Regions from separate parts of the Mus musculus genome. Here region 2 is linked to region 1. Evidence: chromatin loops called from intact Hi-C (ENCODE). Cell type or tissue: left cerebral cortex. All regions are shown on one strand.

Region 1 (8,000 bases):
AGATATATTAAGTTAAATATAACCCTTATGGGTATCTTGGTTTTGTTTGTACTGTTTTAATAGAGACTAGGTCCCAGTAAATAAGCCAGGCTGGCCTCAGAATTGCTAACTTCCTGCCTCCGTTTCCCTAGACCTGGGATTGCAGATGTGCGCCATCACACCCAGCTCTGGAGCAGAACTTTAATTATTTCTTCTTCTTCTTCTTCTTCTTCTTCTTCTTCTTCTTCTTCTTCTTCTTCTTCTTCTTCTTCTTCTTCTTCTTCCTCCTTCTCCTTCTTCTTCTTCCTTCTTCTTTCTTCTTTCTTCCTCCTCCTCCTCCTTCTTCTTCTTCTTTTTAATTTATTACTTGTGAAGATCCTATTCTGTGAGACATGATCTCACAGCAGACTTCCTGGTCCCCTGGCTCTTTCAATATCTCTGTCCCTGAGCTTTAAGTACAGGCGTTGTGCTGTAGATGGATCCATTGAGGCTGGTCACATAACAGTCAACTGATCTATGCATTTTGACCAGTCGTAGATCTCTGTAATGGTCTCTGTTGCAAAGGGACGTTTCCTTGATCAGGGGTGAGAGTTACACATATGTGTAAGTTTTAGAATGTAGTTAGAAAGTATGCTGGTTTAGTAACGTGTCAGTAGTAGGCTCTCTAAGATCCATGACCTCACGAGCCCACAGACAGCTGTCTAAGGCGTGGTTTCCCTCCTGTTAGATGAGTTACTACCAAGATACCAGTACCACTACCTCACCTTTAAGGATATCTTCCCTAGCTGGGCATGACTGCGTAGGACTGGTTGTCATAGCTGGGCAGGACTGTGAGCTACTTTTCTCCCCTGAAAGCTTGCATAGCACCACTGGCAGTATAAAAGTTAGTACTCAGGAAGGAGTCTTTCAGGCCATATCCAGCTTGTATCTTTCTTGGCGTCTAGGATCTGAAATGCATGGCGTCTTCAGCAATAGGGACGTACCTTCTGCCTCAGGGAGGCCACCAGGGGCAACAGAAGTAGCCTATACAATTTGGGTGGTTTCTTGGGCTACCCTGACCAACAACTGGGACGTGAGTTACTTATGCTTAGTTCTGTCGTTGTCTGTTGTTTGTTTTTATCTATTAAAGCATAATTTTAAAAAGCATTATTAAAGTGAATTCCACCTGCATTACATTTTTAAACATGGGCACTGGAAATGTTTGAATGAAAATGTATCTAGGGCCATTTTATAGACGAAGACACTGAAGGCACAGAGAGTGGATCAGGACAGGAGGCAGCTCCAGGGATCACCACAGTTACACTTTGCAGTTCCTAGGCCTGTGCGGAGAGCTTCCAATTGCTGGTCGTGGTGGGGTGCATTGGAACCTTGCCTCTCTGGTGGAGCCTGCACAGCTGGAGTTCGGGCCCCACCCCTTTCATACAGCCCCGCCCCTTTCTCACAGTCCCACCCCTCTCCCCGACCCCACTCCACCTGCAGCCTCTGGCCCAGGATCCTGTCTCTGAAAAGGGGACTCTCTGCTGGGGGCGTTTGTACTTTTCCTTGCCTTTCGATTTACCTCAACTGCTCTTTGTATGTTCTAGAACACTCCATCCACTTTCTAGTAGATTCTGCATTCTTTCCTTGGGCAAAGCAGTCTAATTAGGAAGATTCTGCAATAGGTGGGAATATTATTAAGGCACTTAGAGGTTCTTAACACCTTCCATGAGCACACTGTCGCCTGTCGCGCCTAATCGCCTTACCGCCATTAGAGTTGCATTAGCAGCCAGACCGAGATTTTGCACTGTGAAAGATCAGTACGTTGAGAAAACTCATAGACTACAGAGCTGAGAGTCACAGCTACAGAGTCAGCTCTACTCTCACTCTTCAGACAGACTCTAGTGTCCTCGATCCCCTCACACTGCCGTTTCACATTCCCAAGCCTGACTTTTCAGTGGGTTTCTAGAACACTGGCCTGAGTGTCTGGACTTGTGCCAGGTAGATGTGGTTCTCCCATTTGCATGCTGGGTAATGGTAGGGCAGTGATGTCATCATGGTTTGCAGACAGTGGCATGGAGGTAGATGCACAACACAGAAGATGAGAGGGACAGGAAGAGATCCTGTCTGCTTGGACCAGAGCAGAAGCCATTCCAGGGATATGGTCTTCTCAAGGTTCCCTCAAGACATGGTGTGTAGTAAGGAAACAGGCTATAGAGTTAGTGTTAACTGTTAACTTCACAGAACCTAGAATCACTTGGGAGACAGGCCTCTGCTTATGCCTCTGGGAGATTATTGTGTTTAATTGAGCTGGAAAGTCCTGCCCACTGTGGGTGGTGCCATTCCCTAGCTGGGATCCTGAGCTGTTAAATAGAGAAAGGGAGTTGGGTATGGCACGTGTCCACTGCTCTCAGCTTTCTGACTTTGAATGTGTTGTCGCTTCAAGCTCCAACTGCCTCCGCTTCCCCACCATGACGGGCCACACCCTGGAACTGTGAGCCAGAATAAACCTGTGTTTCCTTGGGATGTTTTTGTCAGTGTGTTTTGTCACAGCAATAGCAAAATAACTAACACAGGGTCCATGCTTCACGGTGGGGTAAGGAGGGGTCCAAACTGTCTTCTGTACCCTGCCTTAATTAACTACAACCATCTGGCTGCATTCCCACAGGGGTGGAAGAACAGAGAGGCCCTACTGAACTCCCCAAATCATAGACCAGGGCTGCATCTGGCCCGCAGAGCTGGCTCTCCACACTTGATTTATTTTAACTTACTTTAAACTGGTTGCCAAAATTGAAATATCAGGACATTTCACATATAAATCAGGATTCTGTCGTCTTTAACATATCCAGAAGGCTGAGAAGCGCAGCTCACATCCCCGTGAAGGGCACACAGATAACCACTAAGGCCTACACTGGAAGCCCTCCTCTGTGCTAACCTCCCCGTGGGAGGCAGGGGGTGGGTATGGGGGGCTGGCATGGCGCGAGCATGTGGAAACCCGAGTTTGATATTGGGAGGTTTGCTTAATCAATTTTCTGCCTTATTCACTGACGCAGGGTCTCTCCCAGAGCTTGCTGACGTGGTTAATCTCACTGGTCAGCCTGCTTAGGGGATCCCCTATCCTCACCTTCCAAGGCTGAAACTACAAGTGGGACACCACACTCACCCTGTATCGATGTAGGTTTTGAGGATCTGAACTCCGGTCCTCACATTTGCATCGCAAACGCTTTAACCATAGGGCCAGCATTATCCCTTCCCCAGCCCAAGCGTTGGACAGATGAGAACTGAAGCTCAGAGATCACAGGAGAAACCTGCCCCAGACAAGACCGTTGTTAAGACCAGCCCAGACCCACTCCGTGGCCTGGGCTCTAGAACCCCAGTTAGAATCCTTAAACTGCCGGTTCACATGATCTGAGCATGTCCTTCCAAGCAACAATCCCATCCAGAGAGAGTTAGGCCCTGACTCAGACAACCCGGGGATGGCTGCCCTAGTGGCCCCTGCTGCCAAATGCGCATGCTCCGGCCTTGAACGATGACTCTACCTGTGTTCGCTGGCGAGAAAAGCTGTGATAGTTAAGTAGGGAGAAAAGCAATCCACTAACCAGCATTCGTAGTATGGTTCTATTTTTGCTTCAATATATATTTAAACACAGAAAGAGAGATACCCGTGTGTGCAAAGCTGCATAGAAATGAGCCTGGGGGGTGGGGGACAGCAAAATGTTAAAAGTAGCATCGCTGGGCAGTGAGATTCTGGATTCTTTCCACTCTCTTTCTCCTTATAATTTTCTGTTTTGTCTATTTTTTGCCACGAGCATGTACTGCTTTTATATTTGGGGGCGGGTGGAGATTTAAAAAAAAAAGAAATAAAAAAACAACTTAGCTATTTTCACTTTCAGAAATGTGCAATTCACTTTCCGTACTTAGGACAAATCGTGGTTGGTTCTCTAGAGCCACGGGGCGCAGGCAAGGCCCCTGGACCTCGGCTGCTCTGCACTTCCGCAACTGACCGCCAGAGTTGTGAGGGAAGGGGAGGAGCTGTGAGATGCTCCCCCATCTAAAGAGGGTGATTGGGGGCGAGGAGTGGGCAGGGAGGGAGCAGATGGGCGGGTGGGAGGCGTAGGCCTGACTGTGGGGCCGAATGTGCCAAGCAAGGCCCGAGGAGGAGGCTCAGGCTGGTGGTTCTTGCCCATCCACAGCAGCGCACACTCTCTACAAGTCCAGCAGGCTGGACTAAGACTGCTGGGGCGGCCAGCCACTGTCTTCTGTTAAAGCCATTGTCTTCAAGGATAAACTCAAGGACACAGATATTACACACCTAGACAGCCGTTCCAACCAGCGGCCATTGCTCTCATGGCTTGTGTGGTCTGGGTGGTGTAACTAGATGGCCAGAGCTTAGGGATACTTCTGACATTGTTGCCAGACAGGCTGCAGCTCTATGCAGACTACACCAAAGTTCAAAGTCTCTTAAAAGACCCAAGACAGTCTTTTTTTTTTTTTTTTAACTGTGAGCCCTTGTAAAATCAAAAAGTAGGTTACATCCTTCCAGTACATGGTGAAATAGAATAAGTATTTCCATCGTAAGAGAGAGGAATGGGGGCAGAACAAGAAATGAGCAGAACAAAACAAAACCCAACAGAGCAACGCCAAACCCTGTAGCTCTGCGCCAGTGTCCTGAGGACTGTAGAGGCACCGTCTGGGCACCAGTGTGCTTGGACAGGACCCTCCCTACCTCAGTGCAGTCACCTGTAGCACACCTCGTCTCCCTCGTGAGCCACCTCTTCTCCATGATTGTAGACTCCCCCCTACCCCCATGGATATCACATTGTCCTGGTGTCTCCAACATCTTAGGGTCCCCACTGTCACCTGAACTTCACCTTCACAGCCTCACTATACAGTGACCTCCTAGGACCCCCTGCGGGGACGCCAGCCCTACATAGATGTCCTGGCCTCAGACACTTTCCAGAACCTTGGTGCAAGTTTTCATGACCCTTGGATTTGTGTTTGCCTGCGAAACCAAGACCCGTGACAGGTGCAAGACTCTGCTTTCTGTCTGAGATGAAGTTTTGTCCCCTGGAATCATAGCTGCAACACTGTCTGGGTATCTTTGCCACCCAACCAAGGGAAATACTTCCATATGTGCCATTCTGGAGCAGAGATTCTCGGTGGTATTATTCTCATTTTGGGCTCTCTCTTTTCAAATGAATCTACATTTTTTATAAGCGGGAAACCTTCTATGAGTAGAAGTATGCTTATCTCCGTGCAGAGTTCAAGGTTTGCCCTTAATGGTACCTGCTTTATTTAAAACAAAACAACAACAACAACAAAAACAAAAACACCCAACACCCACACTTGTAGCAATCTGCACCCAGTCTGTCTGCCCTGTCAAAGGTTTTAATACCACTCATGCCCACTTCTTACCAAATGGTCCATTCTTCGAATCTCCCTGCTTTGAACTGTCACCATAGCCTCGATAAACACAATGAGCAGCAGCCACGCCACAGCCTGAATGAGATGCTGTCCCTACATTTCTTCTCTCAAACAGTCCAGCTCATTGCTTCTGAGCTCAGCCTCAACCAGATTTTCAGGATGTATAAGGAGGCAGCCACACTCTTCACCAGGACATAAGAGAGTGGCCTTTATCCCAGATTCTGCGTTCTTGTCACACACACACACACACACACACACACACACACAACCTCCTAAGTGCCTTCTCCTCTGCCCACATTTCTCTTGGCATTCCCATCTTCCAGACTCCCACCAGAACAGCCATGATGATATTTAATGGTGTCTCTGGTCGAATCTCCTAACTTTTCCACATTCTGCCTACAAGCCAGTCCCAAAGCCCCATCATAAACCAGCTGGTCAGGTTAGTTGCAGCCACAGCCCCACTCCTGGTAGTAAGTTTCTGTATCAGTTACTTTTCTTATCTGACAGGAACCCGCTTAAGGGAAGGGTTTTATTTTGGTTAATGGGTTTGAGCACACAGTCCTCTGAAGTGTGAAAGGCGTGGGGTTTGAACACACAGTCCTCCGAAGTGTGAAAGGCGTGGCCGACTTCACAGCCTCAGGAAGATGCAGCTGGCACTCCTCTATCTGGATAGACTGGAAAGTGGAGTGCAGGAAATGCTGCTGTTCTGCTCATTTTGTATTCAGCCCAGGACCCCAGCCCCCTGTACAGTGCTACCCACATCCAGGGTGAGGGGCGTACCTCATCCATCAAGCATCTCTGGAAGCATCCTCACAGAGACCCCCAGAGCTGTGTCTCCTAGGTAGCTCCAAATCCAGTCAGGTTGACAGTGAACACGGATGTCGCAGGCTCTAAGGCAGCATAGCCCCCTGAAGCCTACTATTCCTGCAAGTGACCACCAGCAAGACCCTGTGACTCAGAAGTTCCTGGCACTGAAATGGTAACAGAGAAAGGGTGGACGAGGAGGTGGGACAGGCAGAGATGTCGCCTGAGTTAGAGAGGGAGCGCAACTTAGAAGCCCTCACTATTTCAGCATCTGTACATGGAGTGCAACTGAGCTTCAGGCTCTGCCTAGAGAAAAAGGAGAACAATGTTTCTGTCCCAAGTGACAAAGCTGAGGAGATGGGGTACAGCTCTGGGCAGGACAGACACTAAGGCCTTGTCTCCTCCTGGTCAGACTCCTCTCCACTGTGGTCAGGTGACCTGGGGCTTGCTACTCAGCAGCTGAATACAGCGATGCTAGAGGTGAATATACACTGCGTGTCTGTGAAATCCTGCCGGCTGCACACATTCCCACTATATCCTTTCCCTCAGTGGCCTTGGATGAGCCAACAGCCACAGAGACAACATCTTACCAAGAACCCAGGAGGCTGGAGATTGATTCTTTCCTGTCCTACAGTTCAATGTCAGGGAAGCCCACAACCCCGGCACCATCTTGATCTACCTGGTAGAAAGACCTTCATCATCTTGACCCCTGACCCTGACCCTTCACTTAAAGAGCTCAAAGACCACAAGATCATGTTCTATAAGCTGCAAAGTTCATGGTAATTTGTTACACAGCAGGAGATTGCTTATACAAACTTAAAGATTTGCCCAACTTCTCTCTGCTGGGTAGGGCTACCAGAGCTGGCCAATTCAAACACGTGTTGTCCAATTAGTTATAGGTTTCAGTTAACAGAGAACTGTTTTCAATGTAAACATTTCCCATATGATATTTGGCACATACTTACACAAATGCATTACTCATTGCTTAATTGGAAGTCAAATGTAACTTAGTGTCTGGTATTTAATTACCCTACTAGACTCTTGATAAAGATGCCCAACAGATTAGAAAGCTGAATATATGCTATTTCTGCCCACATGGCCTTGTAAGTACTTCCAGGGACCCTAAAAATAATTGTATAGGCGACTTTGGGAAAGTATGGCATGCCTGTACCTTTGTGTGGGTGATTCCCTGCATGTTGGATCTCCAGTACTCCCAGTAGAGGGCTGAAGCCACTGCCCACCCAACCCTCTTCTGTGCTCTGGGAATAAGCCAGCCATGGCCACATAGCTGCTAGAGGCCTGCAGCTCCAGCTCTGGGTGAGTAAGCTACAGTTACCCATGACAGGCATAGGACCCAGTAAATGACAGGGATAGAGAGAAGGAAAGAACAGAATAGAAGGCAGGAATGACAGAAAAAGAAAGAGAAGGAGGAGAACGGAGAGTAGGGAAAGAGGATGCTTGATATCCTCTGCCTCTGCATGTTCGTGCATTGGTGTGCATCCCCCATGGGTACACACACGTGCAACACACACATTCATACGCACGCACACACACATACACACACAATTACAAAAGAAATAACTGGGCCAGCAGGACAGGTCAAGTGAGTAAAGGTACTCGCTGCTAAGCTTGCTGACCTGAGTTAGATCTCTAGGACCTACGAGATGGATGTCCTCTGACTTGACTGTCATACAATTCGGTATATGTACATAGGAGGACAGACACATACACACACAGTACAAATAATTTAAAAACAAAACCAATGTGCCCAGCACCCTGCGATACTTCTGTCCCTTCCAGTCCCCAACTCCCGTTCC
Region 2 (8,000 bases), 150 kb before region 1:
TTAATATCTTTCTCTGTCCGATCCTCACTGGGTATGATGCACGCACTGTCAGCGAACTGTCCCCACTGTCTTTGTTGTTGCCCACAGGAGGAAAAACACACACTTAGGACTAGCATGCGCTTGATTAAATGCATGCAAGCGACAGAACAAGAATCAGTTTGAATCTCAAGCCTAGGCCATGAACCCTGGATCTAGCTTCCAGAGAAGTCTGGCCAGGAAATTCAGTCTCCTATGATCTGAAAAGGGCACAGAGTGGCTGCTTGGGATGCCATCGCTTGCCATGCGCAATGTCTGCTCTTACACCGTGGTGACAGGCTTGGCACCTTCTGGGATTTGTAGCTCTAGGTCTGCTTTCCACAAACATGTGAGACATAGTAGAGAAACCGTGTCTTACCTCACTGCTGGATCTCTGTGTTGGATCGAGTTTTGTCAACTTGACACAGGTAGGATCAGCTGAGAAGGCCCTCAACTGAGAAAATTCCTCTGTCAGATTGGCCCGTGGGCCATTTTCTCTGTTGTGTGATATGTTATGATTTATGGGGGAGGGTCCAGCCCACAATGAGCAGGTCACTCTCGGGCAGGTGGTCCTGGGTTGTATAAAAAAAGCTTGAACAAGCCGTGATGAGCACGCCAGCTCGCGCCTTTCTCCACACCGTCTGCTTCAGCTCCTGACAGGACTTCCCTTCACGGTGGGATGTACGCTGTAGGAGAGAACAACCCCTTGGTGTTTTAACACAGCAATAGAAAGCAAACCAGAGCAGTTACCCAATCTCAAACCTGCCCCGAACCTGAGAACCTGAGGTTGCCCGAAGATTGCATGTGCTGGCTTGCAACTGAGCTGTGCCATCTCGGGCAATTCTGGTGACGAGCAAAGCGGCAAGGGCATTTGAAGTGTGTCACAAAGTGTAGTGACTTGGAAGGGAGCCTGGAGGGACAGCTGGAAACCAAACCAGGGAGTAAGGACTCAGCTTTGCAATGGGTTGTCTGGATGGAGCAATTCACCCTGACCACAAGGGAGAAGCACTTAGGAGGTTCTGCCCTGGCCTGCATTTTCTTTTCTTCATGGGCTCCCATGGTTCCCCACCCCACCCCCACCCCCAGAGTTCTCATAGCTGGGAAAGGAGAGAATGGAGTAGAGGCTCTGTGCAGATTCAAAGCAGGAATTCACCTGGAGGAAGTGGCCCTTGGTCTGGATGCATCAAGGCCAAGTTCAGGAGTGCGTACCCAGCGACTGAAGTCACCTAGTGTGTGGCAGGCACAGCCCGAGGTGCAGGGGCCAAGGAGGACGTGAAACAGCCCTAAAGGGAGACAGCTTGGTTGGGAGTGAAGGGAGCACCTTCAGAGTAGACTCAATGCATTCAGGCTGATGGGAGCTAGGGACATTTGAGGGAGACCTTGACCATGGTGGTGTTTGTCATGACCATGTCTCACTCTAAGCAGCCACCTCCTGAGCTGATATAAAAAGATTGATCACACTGGTGTGTGTGTGTGTGTGTGTGTGTGAGAGAGAGAGAGAGAGAGAGAGAGAGAGAGAGAGAGAGAGAGTTAGTTGAGTCTGGTGGTCATCTTGATTGTCAACTTTATGGGACATAAAGTCACCATGGACATACGCTTTGCTACATCTATGAGGAAGCTTCCAGAAGGTAAAGAGAAGAGATTTACCCTAAATGTGGGTGGCATCACTCCATGGGGTGAGGTACCAGATGAAATAAAAAGGGGAAATCCAGCCAAGCCCCAGTATTCCTCTCTCCCTGCTTCTAGACTACAGATGCAACCTGACCAGCTGATTCTAGCTCCTGACACCCCGACTTCTCTGCCGTCATGGACTGTGTACCCTCAAACCAAAATAGCCCTCTCCTTCAGGTGACTTCAGCCAGATTTATCATCACAGTAGTGAGAAAATTAGTAGAGAAGGAGACTTTAGTTTGAGGCAAATCTAAGTTCAATCTAACCCTGCAAATTAATGTTTTAATTACGTGTATTTGTCTGTGTCTTGAGTGTGGATTCACGCACATGAGTGCAGTGTCTATGGAGGCCACAGGAGGGCGCCAGATCTTTTTGGAGCTGTGATGCAAACTCGAGTCCTCTGCGGGAGCAGTAAGTGCTCTTAATCTGGGCCATCTCTCCAGCCTCAGCTGCACTAGCTTTGCGATTATGTAACCGGTTATTTTAAGTTCACATCAGGACTTACTACTTACTTTATTTACCTCAGCTTATTCTATGAGCAAATTGTACAAACCAATAAAAAACACTGCAGTCTTAGGGCTGAACCTCCAGATCTCTTATAACCTAGGCGGTGAAGAGCCAGATGCAGAATACCCACTGATGAAGTGCCTGAGCCCCAGTCCTGCAGCAGCCACATCAGGCTTCGAGAGAAGGACAGGTCCCCGCCCTTGTGTGGCTGTGTGGAGAGAGGTGATGATGGGGCAGGGGTGGGGGGTGTCTGCAGCCGTAAGCCGGTCAGTTTCACAGAGGAGACTGGCGAGGGATGAACACTGTTTATTCTGTAGGAAGCAGCCAGAGGGCTAGCCTGGGCAGGAGCAGCAGGCTAGAAATTGGTCACCGAGTAGTTCTGACCGTAACAGACTCATCCGGGCTTAGAGATGTTGGTGGAACTGTTCAAGGGACACAGTAGTCAGATCCAAATCCAGGGGAAAATAGGGAGGGAAACACAGCTGAATTCAACGAAGCAAAACCCCAAACGCCATCAACAACAAAAGAGGGTGAACGGGAGCTCCGATGAGATATCGAGGTGCATCGGATGGAAGGCAGAGTCCTCTGCTCTGACTCTCAGAGAAAAGGTCCAGTGCTAACTCTCCATCAGGGACACACCCCAGAGCAAGAGGCGACAGAGGGTGAGCGGGGCGGTGAAGAAGAACACAGGCAGAACAGATATGCGCTTCTCTCAGTGAGCAGGATGCAGGATGAACATAAGCCACCGTCGAAATGTGCATTCAACCTTTGTCAAACCCACAAACCGTCAAGACGACATGGTGGCTGTGAACTTGGCCCTCTAACTATTTCTTGCAGGAGAAGGGCTCTAATGTGACGCTTCTTTGAAGCCACAGTGATAGCTGACAGCCTTTGATGTTCCTCTCAGACTTCACAGATCGAATAAGCAGGTGGTGTAATAAATGTCACTTAGTAAGGATGAATGCAAACACTTCAGAGGAGATGCCCCCATCCCTCGGTCCATAGGACGGCTTCTGCACGGAGCTTCATGCTTGGTTTGAGAGTGGGATACAACAAGCTACAACAAGCGGAAAACCTCCCTCGGAGGGGCTGAAACCAGGAGTTAAAGAAAAAGAGAAACCACACAATTTAAAATGGAGCTGGAGAGCTGGCTCAATGATGAGAGCACTGGCTGGTCTTACAGACGATCAGAGTTCAGTTCCCAGCACCCACATGGAGGCTCACAACTGCCTGTCAATCCAGTTCCAGGGAAGTCTAATGCCCTCTTCTGGCCTCTTTGGGCACTGCACTCTTGTGTACACACCCACATACAGACACACATTCATATCTATAAATGGATGCCCCCTCCAAGGGGCCTGTTTCAAAGCGCTCAGTGAGTCCTTCACCTCCAGTGTACCTTTTGGGATGCTACCCCCTCATCTTCATGCCAACCATTGTGAGCCAGGGCAACTGAGGTAGAAGCCCCTAGTTCTCTATGAGAATAGACATCTTTCTCCTGAGGCCAGATTGGACCCGTGATGCCACCAACTCACCTTGAATCTCAGATTTCTCGGAAAGAACAACAGGTGGGCTTAAACATGGATCAAGAAAGGAAACCATCAAAACTGGCCACAGCTGCTCGCGAGCCACATCTCCACCCCAGTCTCCCCGGAGCTGGTGGGCAGCAGCTTCCCTGGGAGCGGTGTGTGTTTGAATCCATCTAAGCTTTCTGAGTCACTGTTGGGATGGAGAGGAGGAAGGAATGACCCTCTGGGGAGCCCACAGTGGCAATTACTCCAGCCAGGGAGGATATGGTCACGGACTTCAGAGAGAAAGTCACAGGGCAGATTCTCTGCTAACGATGCCAGTATGGGTTGGTTAGGAAATGTCCCCCACGGCTTGTGTGTCTGAATGTTCGGTCCCCAAATGCTGAAGCCTCTCTAGGAAGCCTGTGGAAACCTTAGAGGGTGCAGCCTCACTGGAGAATGTGAACCACTTGGGGTCTGCACTGAGGGTCATAGGCCAGATATACTTCCTGTATGGCCTCTGCTTCCAGTTCCTCTAAGACGTGAGACAGAAGTCACAGCTGAGAGCTACGCAGTGTGTCAAAATAAACCTCTCTTCAAGTCCCTTATTGTTGCTGCTTGGCCACTGCGATGCAGGAAGAAACTAACACAGATGCTTCATGGAGGAACCCAGATCGTCACCCTTATGGTGTCTGTGTCTGTGGGCCTCACAGTACAAGATGGTCTGCACACACCAGAGTGCACCTTCACAGATGCGCTCCCTCAAGGCTACCTCCAGAGGGCGCTCTGCTCCACATCTCAGCCAGCACCGTTTTCCAGAGGCTGCACCCCCAGGCTGCTGAGTTCAGCTGCCAGGGACACCACTCTAGGCTACTCAGTAAAGCTGTATGTGTATTTCACCTATGCCGGGGACATCACCTTCAATACAGTGTGCATCATCTGGCTCTCACCTATGACGGTGCAGTGACTGTGTGAATTTTACCACAATTTAATTAACCTTTGTCTAATCGCTGGGTAGTTGCAGTAGGCAGTTTTAAAACAAATTCTCCTCAACAAGTTTTAGATCAAGGAGATAGCAAAACATTACATTTTAGCTTATTTGGGGTATCAATTTATGGCAACAGCAACATTTTAGAAGCAGCCAAAGCCACATTCAGAGGGAAAGCCGTGTCTTTAAATGTTCTGCATTGCGTGTGAAAAAGAACACACCAATCAGAGCATCTGGTAAGTCAAACAATGAATATCCAAACGGAGCAACGTAACGGATCAGGTGATAAGTGGCTGCATTGTCAGGGATTAAAACAAAACAGTCACTAAGGGAAATAGTCAAGTTGGAGGCAAAGAGTTGGGTATTTCAGGAGACAGAGGCAGTTGGATCTCTGAGCTCAAGGCCAGTCTGGTGGGTATCTGAATGTATGCACGGCCCTAATTTGCCAAAGATCTACATTAACATGTCCATGATTTGAGTCTCACTTTACAATGAGTTTGAACTAGTCTTCATACATTTCATTTCTTAAATTTCATTTGAGCTATATCAGACCCCCAACTAAATCTCTGCACCTACCCCATAGGCCTTGGCTCTCACACAAGCCCACACTGGGCCACACGAGGTCACAAAGGCTGTGGTTTCTTTCTCTGGTGTCACCTCCAGGACACGCAGATTTCTGCTGGCTGGCCCTGACCTGTGAAGGTTTACGAAAGCTCAAGGCTTGTATATAGTTTCCCCTGGGTTTTGGTACCAGAAATGAATGTGTTTTCAACACTAAACTTGGCCAGAATTAGACTTGTTGCCTGGGCCTTGCAACTTTTACTAAAATGGACTTGAGCTTACGTCCAGAGACTAAAGACAGAGCAATTCTCTGCTGCGGGATAAGAATGAAGACAAGCCACAGGCAAAGCCTCAAGCTTGATGGTCACCACACACACATTGAATCTCAGCACTTGAGAAGCGGAGGCAGGAGGATTACAAGTTCAAGGGTGGCCTTGGCTACGCAGGAAGATCTTGTCATGATAAAAAAGAAAACCTTTAAAAGGCAAAGTTAAATTTTAATCCGTGTCTATGTTCAAGATACTGTCGTTTCTGCATAATAGAATTATTGGCACGATGTTTTACAAGTGTGCATTTCATCCTTAACTGCGTATTTGAGTTTAGCTGTTTGCACTTCGTTGTGTGTGAGCCTTGGGTGTATTTGACTAAGTTTTCAATTTTAGAAATGTATAACCATACCCACGTCACTCCAGTTCCAGGAACTGCTTGTGTGTGAGAAAGCTGCTTCCTTCCCCCTTTCTTTCATCTTTAAGAGGGAGGACGGGGTGGGTGGCTGAAGACATGGCTTCACGGTTCAGAGCGGGCGCATCTATAAACTCAGGGTGACTCATGCCCGTGCTGTGCGGTAAACTGTGTTGATTTTTAACCACTGTAGCCATGGTGCTCCACGAGTCCACTCCAGAAACCGATCCCAAATATTTTCCTTATGCATCACATGATGCAAGCCAGCATTAAGCGCGACCTCAGCCTCTCGCTTCATTTTCCACAGAATCTAGATTACTCAACAGGAATAAAAACTCTCCTGTCTCGATGGAAATGAATTTCCTCTTTTAGCCGCAAGTCTCCCTCGAAGGAGTGGGTGACTCAAAACTACTTATGTCATGAGTTCAGGTCCTTAGTGTGTGAGCTGCAGTTTCTTTGTCAATTTAGTTCAAATATACTTGAGATGCTTATGGGGGACCTGGGAGAGGGCTCAGGGGGTAACGGTGCTTGCCAGACGACCATGAGGACCTGGGCACAGATTTCTCAACATTGGAGTAAAAAGCTGGGTTTGCCTGTAACCCTAACACCGTGTGGGGAGGAGACAATGGGGATTGAATCACGGAGCCTGGACAGTAGTCCAGCCAGGCCAGCCAGGAAAATGGCTGGCTCCAAGTTCAATGAGAGCCTTTGTCTCGAGGGAATAAGGTAGGGAGTGACAGAGGAAGATGCCAGATGCTTTCTTCTGGCCTCCTCATGCACACACAAACACACACACACACACACACACGCACACAGCACGCATGCACACACACACACAACATACACACGCCACAAGAATAAATAGAAAGTGTATAGAGCAGCGACCAACCCAAAGCTAAAGCAAAGTTGAGCTGAGCTGCCCACAGTAACTCCATTTTGTCTGAGTGCCTGTTACACTCACCCAGCTGCTCTCTCCAGCCCCAGGGAGCGCATCCTGATCATGGCTATGAGGCAGCTCACCAGCTTAAATGAACGGCTCATGTTGGCCTTGTATTTATGGTGGCCACTACTCTCCTCATGTGGGCATAAGAAAGTAAATTCGAAATTTTAGACCATCAATTGATCTTGGAGATTTCCAGAAACCTTCTAAATTTTATGGCCCATGGCCTCTGCTGGCTTACTTAAAAGATTTCCTACTTATTTTTGAAAAAAAATCTTTTAAAACCTTTTCTTTAAATTTGTAACAAAAATTTTAAAGCTGGCACGATAAAGACTCACCTCTCCCATCGTCTAAGACTATTCCCTTTCTGGGCAGGGATCCCCCACGCTCCTGCTAGCCGCACTGGGAAGCTGGTTTAGTGCCATTGCTAACACTTTCAACGGGACGAATGTTTCTGGCTTTAGTTGACTTCCCCCCCCCCCCCGGGACGGTTGGGAGGGAATTTATTTGGGAGTTCTCAGTATACTGGGTGGATGTGGATGTCTGTGCTGTTCACCGTGTGTCTTTAACTCAATGAATAAGAGAGGAACTTCATTTTTCTTTTCCCTAATAATACAAAACTGCCTTCCTTGTGTACGCTGTGGTCCTGGGTTTCCATCCCTGATCTGCGTTTCCATCAACACTTTGTTACACCCACAGAACTCCTCTATTGTGCATTTAAAACTTTGCCCGCACTCACTGTCAGGTCCTAAAGAAACAAGCCTAGCTCAGAGCCTGTGGTTCCTCCCAGAAGTTTCCATCCTGCCCCCTCCCTTCTCTAGCCCAGAGGCTAAGCTTCCCTCCCCTCCCCTCCCCTCCCCTCCCCTCCCCTCCCCTCTCCTCCCCTTCCCTTCCCTCAGCTCCTCTGATTCCCATAAAACTCAGCCATCTTGGCTGTACACTCTCTTGGTTCTCAGGTGCTCCCTTGGTCTCTTGGCTCCTCTCTTGGCCCTGGCAGGCTCTTTCTTGGCCCCTTGGTTCTCCTCTCCCTCTTGGCTCTTCTCTTCCTTTCTTGCCACCCTCCACTGCCCCCATCCCCATCATGACCATGATCCGGTTCGGCCTGGACCCTTCCAGATGCCTCTGGCTGTTC

What was found. Hi-C counts contacts between places; a loop is a spot of excess contacts. Peaks named below come from ENCODE experiments on the same cell type or tissue, not always from the same donor. Only the 100,000 strongest peaks of a DNase experiment are listed, where the experiment ranks them.
Region 2: it touches region 1 in a loop (4-fold over the local background); 3 of 42 quality-filtered maps call a loop at or near these places.

Annotation. Positions count from the first base shown.
Region 1 is chr2:173,296,882-173,304,881 of GRCm38, reverse strand. No RefSeq gene overlaps it. Among named protein-coding and RNA genes, the nearest start is that of Gm36859, 9.3 kb to the right of the region's middle. In left cerebral cortex, a CTCF peak has its summit at 3,942; DNase peaks (open chromatin) are centred at 2,477 and 3,753; H3K27ac peaks cover 1,602 bases.
Region 2 is chr2:173,450,359-173,458,358 of GRCm38, reverse strand. No RefSeq gene overlaps it. Among named protein-coding and RNA genes, the nearest start is that of Gm14642, 60 kb to the right of the region's middle. In left cerebral cortex, CTCF peaks have their summits at 2,024 (motif pointing right), 3,457 (motif pointing left), 4,470 (motif pointing right) and 6,303; DNase peaks (open chromatin) are centred at 3,371, 4,478, 5,508, 6,101 and 1 more place.